Regions from separate parts of the Homo sapiens genome. Here region 2 is linked to region 1. A link is an interaction called in ENCODE POLR2A ChIA-PET data of the cell type or tissue named here. Cell type or tissue: GM12878. All regions are shown on one strand. Each heading gives the region's core, and the rest is flanking DNA. Links, peaks and the distances in the headings are about the cores only. Region 1 has its middle 5.8 kb from the start of ZMAT3. Region 2 overlaps KCNMB2 (potassium calcium-activated channel subfamily M regulatory beta subunit 2).

Evidence for each region. ChIA-PET counts read pairs that join two places held together with the same protein. Peaks named below come from ENCODE experiments on the same cell type or tissue, not always from the same donor. Only the 100,000 strongest peaks of a DNase experiment are listed, where the experiment ranks them.
Region 2: POLR2A ChIA-PET joins it to region 1 with 6 read pairs; 1 of 35 experiments calls an interaction of 5 or more read pairs at or near these places.

The regions. Positions count from the first base shown.
Region 1 is chr3:179,074,928-179,080,313 of GRCh38, forward strand. No RefSeq gene overlaps it. Among named protein-coding and RNA genes, the nearest start is that of ZMAT3, 5.8 kb to the left of the region's middle. In GM12878, for the core only: no CTCF peak of the experiment used is centred there; no DNase peak of the experiment used is centred there; H3K4me3 peaks cover 319 bases; H3K27ac peaks cover 625 bases.
Region 2 is chr3:178,540,772-178,546,157 of GRCh38, forward strand. The region is part of intron 1 of KCNMB2 (potassium calcium-activated channel subfamily M regulatory beta subunit 2); the gene reads left to right. All of the region lies in intron 5 of KCNMB2-AS1 (KCNMB2 antisense RNA 1), which reads right to left. Among named protein-coding and RNA genes, the nearest start is that of KCNMB2, 7.0 kb to the left of the region's middle. RefSeq lists a silencer at 4,813-4,862. In GM12878, for the core only: no CTCF peak of the experiment used is centred there; no DNase peak of the experiment used is centred there; H3K4me3 peaks cover 2,038 bases; H3K27ac peaks cover 3,621 bases.

The DNA.
Region 1 (5,386 bases), core at 138-5,137:
CCCCACCCCAAATTTTAGGGTTATCCTCAGAAAAATAAGGGGAAGCAGATCATTTTGAAGTGAATAGATATTAGCCAGAAATGACTTGGAGACAGGAGAGATTTGTGGGTAATAGAAATACATGTAGAATTGACTAATTTGTTTCTCTCTTGAAAAAGAACAGGATCTCAACATTGAGACTAATTTTAATTACTTTTTTAAAAGCAACGTTTTTATACACTGACTTTCATGACCTGATATAGTATAACCAGTACATTTGGATGACCATAGTTGATTGCATAAATGTATGAATGAATGAGGAATTTATTTTCTGCATTCTGTAATAGGCATTATAGTGCCTGCCTATGTACTTCACTGCAATGTTTCCTTTTTTAATGTAACTATTATGTGGGAAACTCTCTGAATTTATCAGAAAGGAACTCTCATATTAAAATAAGGATAATTATTTTTCATTATGCTAGACCGTATATTGAGAAAATCTACATTTGTATTTATTTACCAAGGAGATGGTCCTAACACACTTAACTTTTGGTGGCATGGCTTTAGGTTTTGGGAATCTGTCCAGAAAGCTACATGATGTACTCACAATCAGGAGAAAAACACACATCCCTCTCCAGGGACTGATACAATTCGTCAGGTCAGATCCTCTCTTGTATGGGAGTTTGTGTCATCCTTTGAGACTCCACATACCTTTTCTTTCATAACACATAATGTCTTCCAGACCGACTTCTTTCTTTAAATCATCAGAGAATGCCTCCAACATTCATTGTCTCTCATAATAACCTCGGCTTTTCAACACAATCCTTCCTTACAATCAGAGTAAAGCAATACAAAAATCTCAAATCCAGCAAAATAGGCTCTCGTGCATTTTAATAATATTCTAACATTTTTTAGCCTAAAAATAAAATATGAAGAAATAGTGGAAACATGGCAACAGCAGTCGCAAATTTTTTTTCCCTGAATTCCCCTAATTTTAAAAATGGACCTTGAGAAGAATGTGTATTCTGAAAACAAAAGGGGGGGCGCACAAAATAGATAGCAAAACCAAAGGCCTATAGCCAACTATAACAAAATATAGGAGGGAGTGGGGACAAACCACCAATAGCTACGAGACCTGTGTGGCATCAACAGGAGAAAGTAGAGAGAAACAACAGGGCAACTGACAGAAGAAAACCAAGGTGCTCTCAGCTCTCCATATCCACTGGGTTCTGCAACCACAACTATGGATCAAAAATATTTTTTAAAAAATTTGAAAATAATATAACAATGATCTACAGAGCATTTACTTTGTATTAGCTATTATAGCAATCTAGAGATGATTTAAAGTTTACTGGAGGATATACATATGTTATATACAAATACTATGACATTTTATATCAAGGCAGCTGCAGATTTGGGTATGCTGGGTCTGGAGGGTCCTGAAACCAATCCCCCACATACTGAGGGACAGCTGTAGCTGATGGGACTCACTGGAAAGTTCAGAGAGCCAATTTGAGAACAGTAACTGAAACTGAGAGGAGCTTTGCGCTTCTAAGAGTGGATTCGTGCAATGGGTAAGAGGGGAGTTTTGACAGGACTTGTGGATGGAATGGTTATATAACAGGCACTGTAGCTTAAAGAAAATTAAAGTTAGTTTCTGGGCCAAGTTTGAGGACTAATAACCCTGGAAACACAGACCTCAGAGCTAACTGAGAGTGTGTTCCTGAGTAGACTATACAAGACACAATATTTATAGGTTCTGCTACTAGAAAATGGGAGAAGGGGAGTAGTGAAGCAAAGGGGATGTTCTACGGTTTTGATTGGTGCTCATTGACATTATATGTAAGATAAAGCAAATATGTGCTTAACGAACATGTAGGCCTTGGAGTCTGGAGAGGAATGATTGATTTTATCCTGCCTTTGTGTTTTATCTGATAGACAAGGTTGTAATTACCACAAGTCAGTGAAATATTTGACAGACTCCAGCCCTGCAGGTGTGAGTACAGCTTAGTTCATAAACCTAGATTTTATTAGCCATATCTCCAACCTGTAGCTATCTTGGGCCACTTTTAAAATTTATATTCTGATTTTCATTTTTCCCATAGACTGAAGCAGTTTGGGGCCCATAAACTCTCGGATCTAACTATCCCAAACTCCTTTCCCAAATGGAAGAGAAAATGCTGGGATTTGAATCCAAAGAGTATAGGTTAGAAAAATAGGAAAAAAAAAAAAAAACAGGAAGGAACCAGGAGATCTCAGAAAGTAAGTCACTGCCTTTGGAAAATGACAGGAGGACAAGAGCAGAGGGAGCTCTAGAGTCTGAATTAAGAAATGTGTCCTAAACCACCTATCCGTCAGCTTCTGATCACATCTGTGATTCAACTGCCAGCTTGCAAGAAATACAGATGGCAAAGAAATACCTTAAACTACACTCTGGGCCTGAGCTCAGCAAAATCCAGACTATAGGACAATGACCTGATATATACAACAAGTACATTACACAGAAAAGGCGGGGCAGGGAATGAAAAGGGAATGTGGAGATTTTTTAAAGTCTTAAAAGATTTTAGGATATAGGCAAAATCAAATTACAATGTTTAAGAATGAATGCTTGGGCGATAAGCCATAACAAAAAGCAAAGAGTTAATTACAATAAAAATTGGAATAGTGGTTCTTTTTCCCAGCGGGTAGGCAGACGGGGTGTGATTGGGAGAAGAAACATGGAAGGTTTCTGAAGAAGCTGGCGAATGGTGAGGAACCTCCACCATTTACCAGCTACTCCAGTGTCCGCACTGTTTGCTAGCTTACTACTTATTAAATACTAAGCTACTTACTAAATTACTAGTTTACTAAATAATAACCACTATCCTTACTACTTACTAAACCTTACTACTACTGGAACAGTAGTCCTCACTATTCACACAGGTGGCGGTCAAGAAATAAAACTTCTAATAATGCATTAAACTGTAATTTTTAATGCATTTTTCAATATCTATGTCATATTTTACAATACAGAAACTTTTAAAAACAGAAGAAAACTAATAATACCTTGTCATTGTATAAAATGCAGAAAGATATAAAGCAGAAATAGACTTCTCATAGTCACACCATGCTTTTTTTTTTAAGTTTGCACCATTTCCTTTCAGGCATTTTTCTACCCATGTAAAGACATATTTTTAGTGAAATTGGATTACGCTATATATGTATCTTTTTTTTTTTACTTATATCGTAAGTGCTTTCAATAAATAATCCTAGAACGTGGCACTTTCAATGGCTCCATAATATTCCATCCAATAGACATAGTAAAATTTAAACATTCAGCCAGGCACGGTGGCTCACACTTGTAATCCCAGCACTTTGGGAGGCCGAGGCAGGCGGATCATGAGGTCAAGATATCGAGACCATCCTGGCCAACATGGTGAAACCCCGTCTCTATTAAAAATACAAAAATTAGCTGGGCATGGTGGCACGCGCCTGTAGTCCCAGCTACTCGGGAGGCTGAGGCAGGAGAATCACTTGAACCCGGGAGGCGGAGGTTGCAGTGAGATGATATCATGCCACTGTACTCCAGCCTGGTGACAGTGCAAAACTCCATCTCAAAAAAAAAAATTTAAACATTAACTTGTTGTTGGGCATTGAGTTTCTTTCCACTTTCTCACTAAAATAAACAGCACCTCATCATTGTTCATATATCTTGATTTGAATTTATAAATATTTTTATTAGATTAAATTATTATAATATGAAGTTACTAGATCAAAGGGAATGAACGCTTTTAAGGCTTATAATACATTTTGCCAAATTGGCTTTCCGAAACAGTGGCCCACTCAACATTCCCACTAGGCCCTTTCTGAGTGTGATCCTCTCACTGTTCACACACAATATTGCTTATTACAAAATTTTTCTTCTTTACAATTTGCTAAGCAACAAAATGGTATGTTGACATTTTCATGTCTTTCCTTATTTAATTTTTGCAGTTATTTTTTGAGAATTGTCTGATTTTGTCCTTTATTTTTCTTCTGGAGACTAATCTCATTTATTATGCAGTATACACTTTTGAGAACATCAACCCATTGTCTCTTTATGTTAAGAGTAGTTCTCCTAGTTTTTTGTTTACTTGCTCTCTCTCATGCACTCTCTCTCTGTCTCTCTCTCTCTCTCTCTCTATATATATATATATATATTTTTTTTTTTTTTTTGAGACAGAGTCTTGCTTTGTCACCCAGGCTGGAGTGCAGTGGCGCTATCTCGGCTCACTACAACCTCCGCCCCCTCCCCCTACCCCCAGGGTTCAAACGATTCTCCTGCCTCAGCCTCCTGAGTAGCTGAGATTACAGGCACCCACCACCACACTCAGCTAATTTTTTGTATTTTTAGTAGAGACGGGGTTTCACCATGTTGGCCAGGCTGGTCTCAAACTCCTAAGCTCAGATGATCCCCCTGTCCCAGCCCCCAAAGTGCTGGGATGACAGGCATGAGCCACCGCACCCGGCCAATATTTTTTTACTTACAGAAATTTTAGGCCACGCATGGTGGCTTATGCCTGTAGTCCCAGCACTTTGGAGGCCGGGGCAGGAGAAGGCCTTGAGCCCAGGAGTTTGAAACCAGCCTGGGCAATATAGTGACACTTCATCTCTACAAAAAATGAACAAAATTAGGCAGGCATGATGGGATGCACCTGTAGACCTAGACACTCAGGAGGTGACGGAGGGAGGATTGCTTGCACCCAGGAGGTTGAAGCTGCAGTAAACTGAGATTGGGTCACTGCACTCCAGCCTCGGTGACAAAGCAAGACAAGACAAGACAAGAAAGAGAGAGACAGATAAGGAAAGGAAGTTTGACTCATCCTATGGGTCTCGGCTTCTATGACACCTCTTCTGTGAAGTCTATTCTAACCCTAAAGTTGCAGTCACCAGTCCCTCCTGGGTGCATATATGCCAAGTATCCCATACCTCCCTTCGTAGATCTGAGAAAGAAGCCAACATAATACCCTGCTCCTGTGCTGAACAATGTTAAAACCAAACATAGTTTCCCATCTTCTGTTAAATGATTCTGAGACCAGCCATACTTTCCCGTACCTGTGTTTAACAAAACTAGAACAAGCAGAACAAAACTTCGTTACTTGCTTCTGGAAATTTTTGCTCCTAAAAGATCAGAATGTGAACCTATTAAAAGAGCTACTTGTGAAGACGAACTGCTTGCTCTTTTAGAGACCCTTGCCTCACTGAAACTGCCCTCTGGAGGGGCCCACATGGCATGTGACCTTAGAAGTAGATCGTCCAAGTTCCAGTCAAGCCTTTAGATGGCCGCCTCCTGACTTGACTGCAACCTCATGAGAGACCCTGAATCAGAACCATCCAATTAAATCAGTCCCAGAGACCTAACCACAGAGACCATGTGAGGTAATGAATG
Region 2 (5,386 bases), core at 126-5,125, 530 kb before region 1:
TATTCCCAGACAATGCTTTCTTTTTCTCCATAGCATACCATATTATCCCCAGGACATTACATGCTAAGATTTTATTGTCTATCTCCCTTCTCCTCAGTTGTAAACTCTATGAAAGCAGGAATTTTTATTTACTTTCTGAAGTATTCATAGCACGTAGAATAGGGTCTCTTATGTAGTAGGCACTTAATGAGCAATTGTCAAACGAATGAACAAATTATTCAATGTGGTAATTAAATGTTTTCCTTCATCAAAATCCATTAGTAGCATTAGATTCCAAGTATAAGATTTTCAACCTCAGAGTCAGAGCTCTGTGTCATAACACTCTGTTGCTTTTTCCAAAGAGCACCTTCAAGAAAGTTAAGGAAATTTATCAAGATGGTTTTCTTTCCCCTGCCTGCACAGGAGGGGGAAAAAAAATCACATCACTGATTCCAATCCATGTCAAAGCAAATAAAAATTCAATTTGTCTGAATTTGATCTTATCCAAACGATGACTTCTATTTCAAAAAGGACATTTTCACAGATCTCCTATACAAATGACTATAAATGTTGACACGTCCTATATTTTCTTTGCTCTCCCCTGGCAATGAGGAAAGGGATGGTAAAACCAAGTTGGAAGGGATGATTGGGGTCAGTATGGCTTTCTAAGTGTACAAGCCCCAGTAGCCTGTGCAGCAGTAGTAATCAGTTAATACAATCAATAATCGTACTATTCATTTACACTTTCAAAATCAGCATGGTACAATCTCATGGTCTGTTAAACAGTGACCTCTCTACCATTTATACATTTTTTCAATTAATTAAAATATAATAGAATAATCTTATTGTACAAATTGGATTTAAATAATAATGTCCAATATTTCTAGAATGTTTTATAGTGTCAAGAGGTAGTGTGATGTGAAAAGGATGCAGCATCTGAGACAAACACAAGCATTAAGACAAGATAAACTTGGTTTGAATCTCACCTTTTCTACTTCATGTTGTTAGATATGAGTTCTAAATTTCTTTTCAAAGAATTAATATCAGTATGTTCAATTCTTTGCCTTCTACTTTTAAACTTAACTTCCTCATAAAGCAACCTTTTTCGATTACCTACTACACCCTGACTCAGTCCGATCACCTGCTCATTCTCCACCCTGACTCATTCTGATTACCTGCTACCTGCTCTGCTCCGACTCCAGCCAAAGCACCCACCCTGTCATTCTCTTTAAATTAGCCAATTGGAATTAGTTTATCCTGTGCAGTCTAACCCCACCCAATAGGGGAACAACACAGCAGCAGGGGCCACGTGTGTCAGGGATGAGGACCCCTTCCCCTCCCTTGTCCAAGTGTGCGCTCACCATTGATCCATCTGTAAGGGCGCATCCTTCTATAGAAGTAACTTGTCTTGCTAAGAATTAAAAAGAAAATTTTACATTCTAGTGCTATTCCTTTTGCAGCACCGAAACTTTATATATAAAAATAGCTACATGATGTTGGGCAAGTTTCTTAAACCTTACTGAGCCTCAGTTTCTTCAGTGGTAATTGATGACAGTAATAACTACCTGGTTGGGTTGAAGTTTAAATGTCATAATATATACCACTTTCCCATTAGAGTAACTGGATCAGAGGAGAAGCTCAAAAAGTAATAGTTATCTCATTACTATTGTTATTTAATCTTCACAGCATACCTCAGCAGTAGATATTATACCTTCCATTGAACAGATAAGAAAACTCAAAAGTAGGAAAGTTAATCAAATTGCTCAAGGTCAAAGAGCTACTATGCTATCAAAATTTACTCTCTATTCAGCTGTAAAGACTCCTGATAAATAGAATGTTAGATTAACTGTCTTTAATGTATTTGATGACTGAAGGCTACTGGTGGTTAGGAGAATTTTTTTAAAGGAAGAATCTAAAGAATAGAATTTTCTTTCATATTTGAACAATACAGATGTCTCATGTACTCCTTCCCTAAACAAAAGTACACTCAAACTCCCAGGAAACAATCTGAATTAATGCAAATTTACAAATTAAGAAAGCCCTTTCTAGACACGCTGTATAATGGAGTATTAGAAAACCAGTTTCACAGCCCTGAATATCTTGGTTTGAATCCCAGTTCTGCGTCTTGCCTGAGTCTCCCTTTCCTCAGAAGGAATGTAGGTAGTAATGGTATATTATTCATGGGGTCACAAGGATTAAATGAAATAACCTGTGCCCAGGTGTTAGCACCATGCTTGGCACAAATTAGTGCATACTGCCTATGACCTATTTGTATTAAACTATTATCATCTAAGATGAAACTATAAACTTTAATTGCATGTATTATAATACTGCAAGATTTGGTTTAAAGGTCCCCTTTAGTTTTTACTTCTTGGCATGTCATGTCTCCAAATTCATTCAATAGATGTCATTTAAGAGTCATTTGACCAGAACCAGAAACCAATTTTCCTGAAATGTATGACATTTGCTCACTGCTTATTAGGCCCAAAATGAAAGAAGCAATTCTGGAAAAATCAAAGAAAATGTCTGCCTCTCTGAGATACCAAACCTAATTTTATAATTCACATACCTGGGACAGAACTTCAACCCAGTACCTTGTCAGACTTCAGCTTCAACATGTCCAGTGTCTTCACTCTGTCTGTGGCTGCGCTGACTGAAACCCTGAGAAACTGACCAGGTGAATGCATGATCATACAAATGACTTCAGTGCACAACGTGCATGAAATTGGGAATTAACCTCATCAGTTACTCTAGATTTAGCATTAATTTTTGAATCCAAAGGGTGTTTCATTTAATTGCTCAATAAAAATGTCACTACCTCCAATTAAACTATTGGGAAACTCTCAAATCCTGATCTACTACATAGGTTAAACTTTCCTTTTCTTTGGTCAATTCTGAGCTTCATTCTGTACCAAATAACTTCTCAAATTTCCGATTCCTGAAGCTTGGTAACTAATGGTTGAATTTTGGGGGATGTGTTCTTTAATATTTTGTAATTTCTCATATCTTCCTCTGTAAGTGCAACTGGTCCCGACACTAGTATATCTCTCCAAAAGTGTGTATGTGTCACTGTCATAAAAATGTCACAGATTTTTAAGATTGGATTTTTTTCTTAATCTTCACAATATGTTTCTCCTTTTTGTTGCAAGAATACTCTGTGCATAATTCTACCACGGTCCTTAATACATTATGCTGTGATATTTGGTTCACTTATCTGCCTCCTTCCACCCCTCCTTAAACTGTAAGTCTCTGAAAGGTTAAGGACTAGGTCATCGTCATCACAGTACTTTCAATGCCTAGCACAGTTCATGGCAGTAGTTAATGCTCAATAAGTGTTTCTTGAAAGAACAAATCAATCATATCTATAGTATATTTCTTAGTGTCCAGTTTGACCTAAAAAGGGTAAATGCCCACATGGTCAAAAAAATCATACACCTCAGAAATACAGTGCTGCAGGGAATTATTTTATAATAATTAAGCCCTGGATCTGCCATGGGCTCACTAAACTCTCATTCACCTGTCCTCTCACCTCTTCTCTTTATATTCCCAGGCCCACATCAGATGCTCTTTCAGAATGTTTCTCTCTCCCTTCCTCTCTGCTGTCTGCCCACAGCCACTACCCTATTTTTCTAAAGCACATGGTGGGACCTTCCATTCAAAGCTGACTTTGAGTTTGACAGTTCAGACAGCAAATGCCTAAACCCCCTCCTCATCAAAGCCCGGGTGACAGATGATCCTGGGTGAGAATTTCAGCTCTGGAGAGGGGAGGAAATGAATAAGCAGTCAAATGTCAAGTCTGCTGACTTCTTAGGAAAGAAAGAGAAGATACTTATAATACTGGACAGGAGGGCTTTGGCTTACATTTGCCAGCATTATACTAAATAGGGAAAATGTCAGCTGAGTCCCACATGTAGATTCCTTGTCATCTTGGTGTTTTCCTGAGTGTAAAATTAAAACTCCAAAAGATTCTGGACATCAGAGCTCATTTTCAGTTTTCAACAAATCTATCTGATGAGAAAAAAAATAGGCAAGTAGTAAAATATGCAACTAAAATTTTAAAGTCTAATTTTTAGCCAGATAATTAGGTTGCAAACTCATTGAAAGCAGCAACGATGTTTTTTATAAATCTCAGGTGACTAGAACTATATTAAGTATATACAATAGGTTTTTTAAAAACAACCTCTTGATTAATATATGCCCTCCTCCTTACCCTGTCCCCTGAGGTAAAGCCATATTAGGGAAATCAAGTAAATGCCTTATCTTTATTTACCAGACTGCTTGACTGGGGATTTAGGGTTCCAGAAACCACACAAGTTTTAATTCCACAGAATCCCCTTTGCACACCATGGTGTAGAGAGGGCTCTTATAGAAGGGGAAGGAAAGAGCAGCTTGTGAGTTCTGATGCTGCCCGTTTGTTTGTAGAATCCTATCACTCACAGGCATTTCTATGATTGGAAATCATTTACAAAATTAGTCCACATAGGATTCTTACTAAAGAGGATTCAATTTGGGAATTTCTCGAAATAAAGCCCTTACTACACTATGTGTGTCTGGGAATGTCACTGACATAGTTCAGGACTTCATAAATAATGAGTTTGGTTTTGTAAGACGTTTGAAGTCTTTTCCTCATTGGATTTTTCACTGGAAAGCTGGTAAAGGTCAAGCACCTGACTCCATAACTCATCCACAAAGGTAAAATATCTCTCAAAGTAAAACTCTGAGAAAGTTAAAAATAGCCAGCAATTCAAATGCAAATCTAGAATCTTTCTTGCTTTGCATCAGATGCAGAGAATCATTCCGGACATGCTGCATAAGGCACTTTATGAGAAGGATAGAGAAGCAGTTGGTAAATCTTGCTCGTGAGATAATTCTTGAATGTCTTGAGTTTGGTTTTGCATAAACATCTGAAAATTTTAGACTATATGAAGAATGTATAGTCCCATCAAATTGAACTAAAACTCCTACAGAGGGATTCTATTTCTGTAGAAATTCTGGAACTATTGGTTGTCTCTGGATTGTTTGTTTGTTTCCTACTATATTTCAAATGAGGAAATTAGAAGGGGGAAAAGAAACCTGACATCCAGAAGAAAATAATACCTAATTTTAGAGGCCACATTTTCATCGCATTTTGACAGGATTGGTCCCATTTCTCCCTCTCTGTGAAGATGATCATTCACTGGTTTAACTTTGCTTCATGGTGGTTTTATCTGTGTGGTGCTTGGGAACAGCCATGTGAGGCTCTCTGTGTAGATAACTCAAGGTAACTGTTTGCTTTGAAAACATAAAAATAGAACAGCACAGGACTCATTTCTCTGTTGGAATGAATCAAAAGAAAAGTTGACAGAGAAATAAAGTTTATGTACAAAGGAGAAGGAAGGTTTAGATAACATATACCCAAATATGAGAA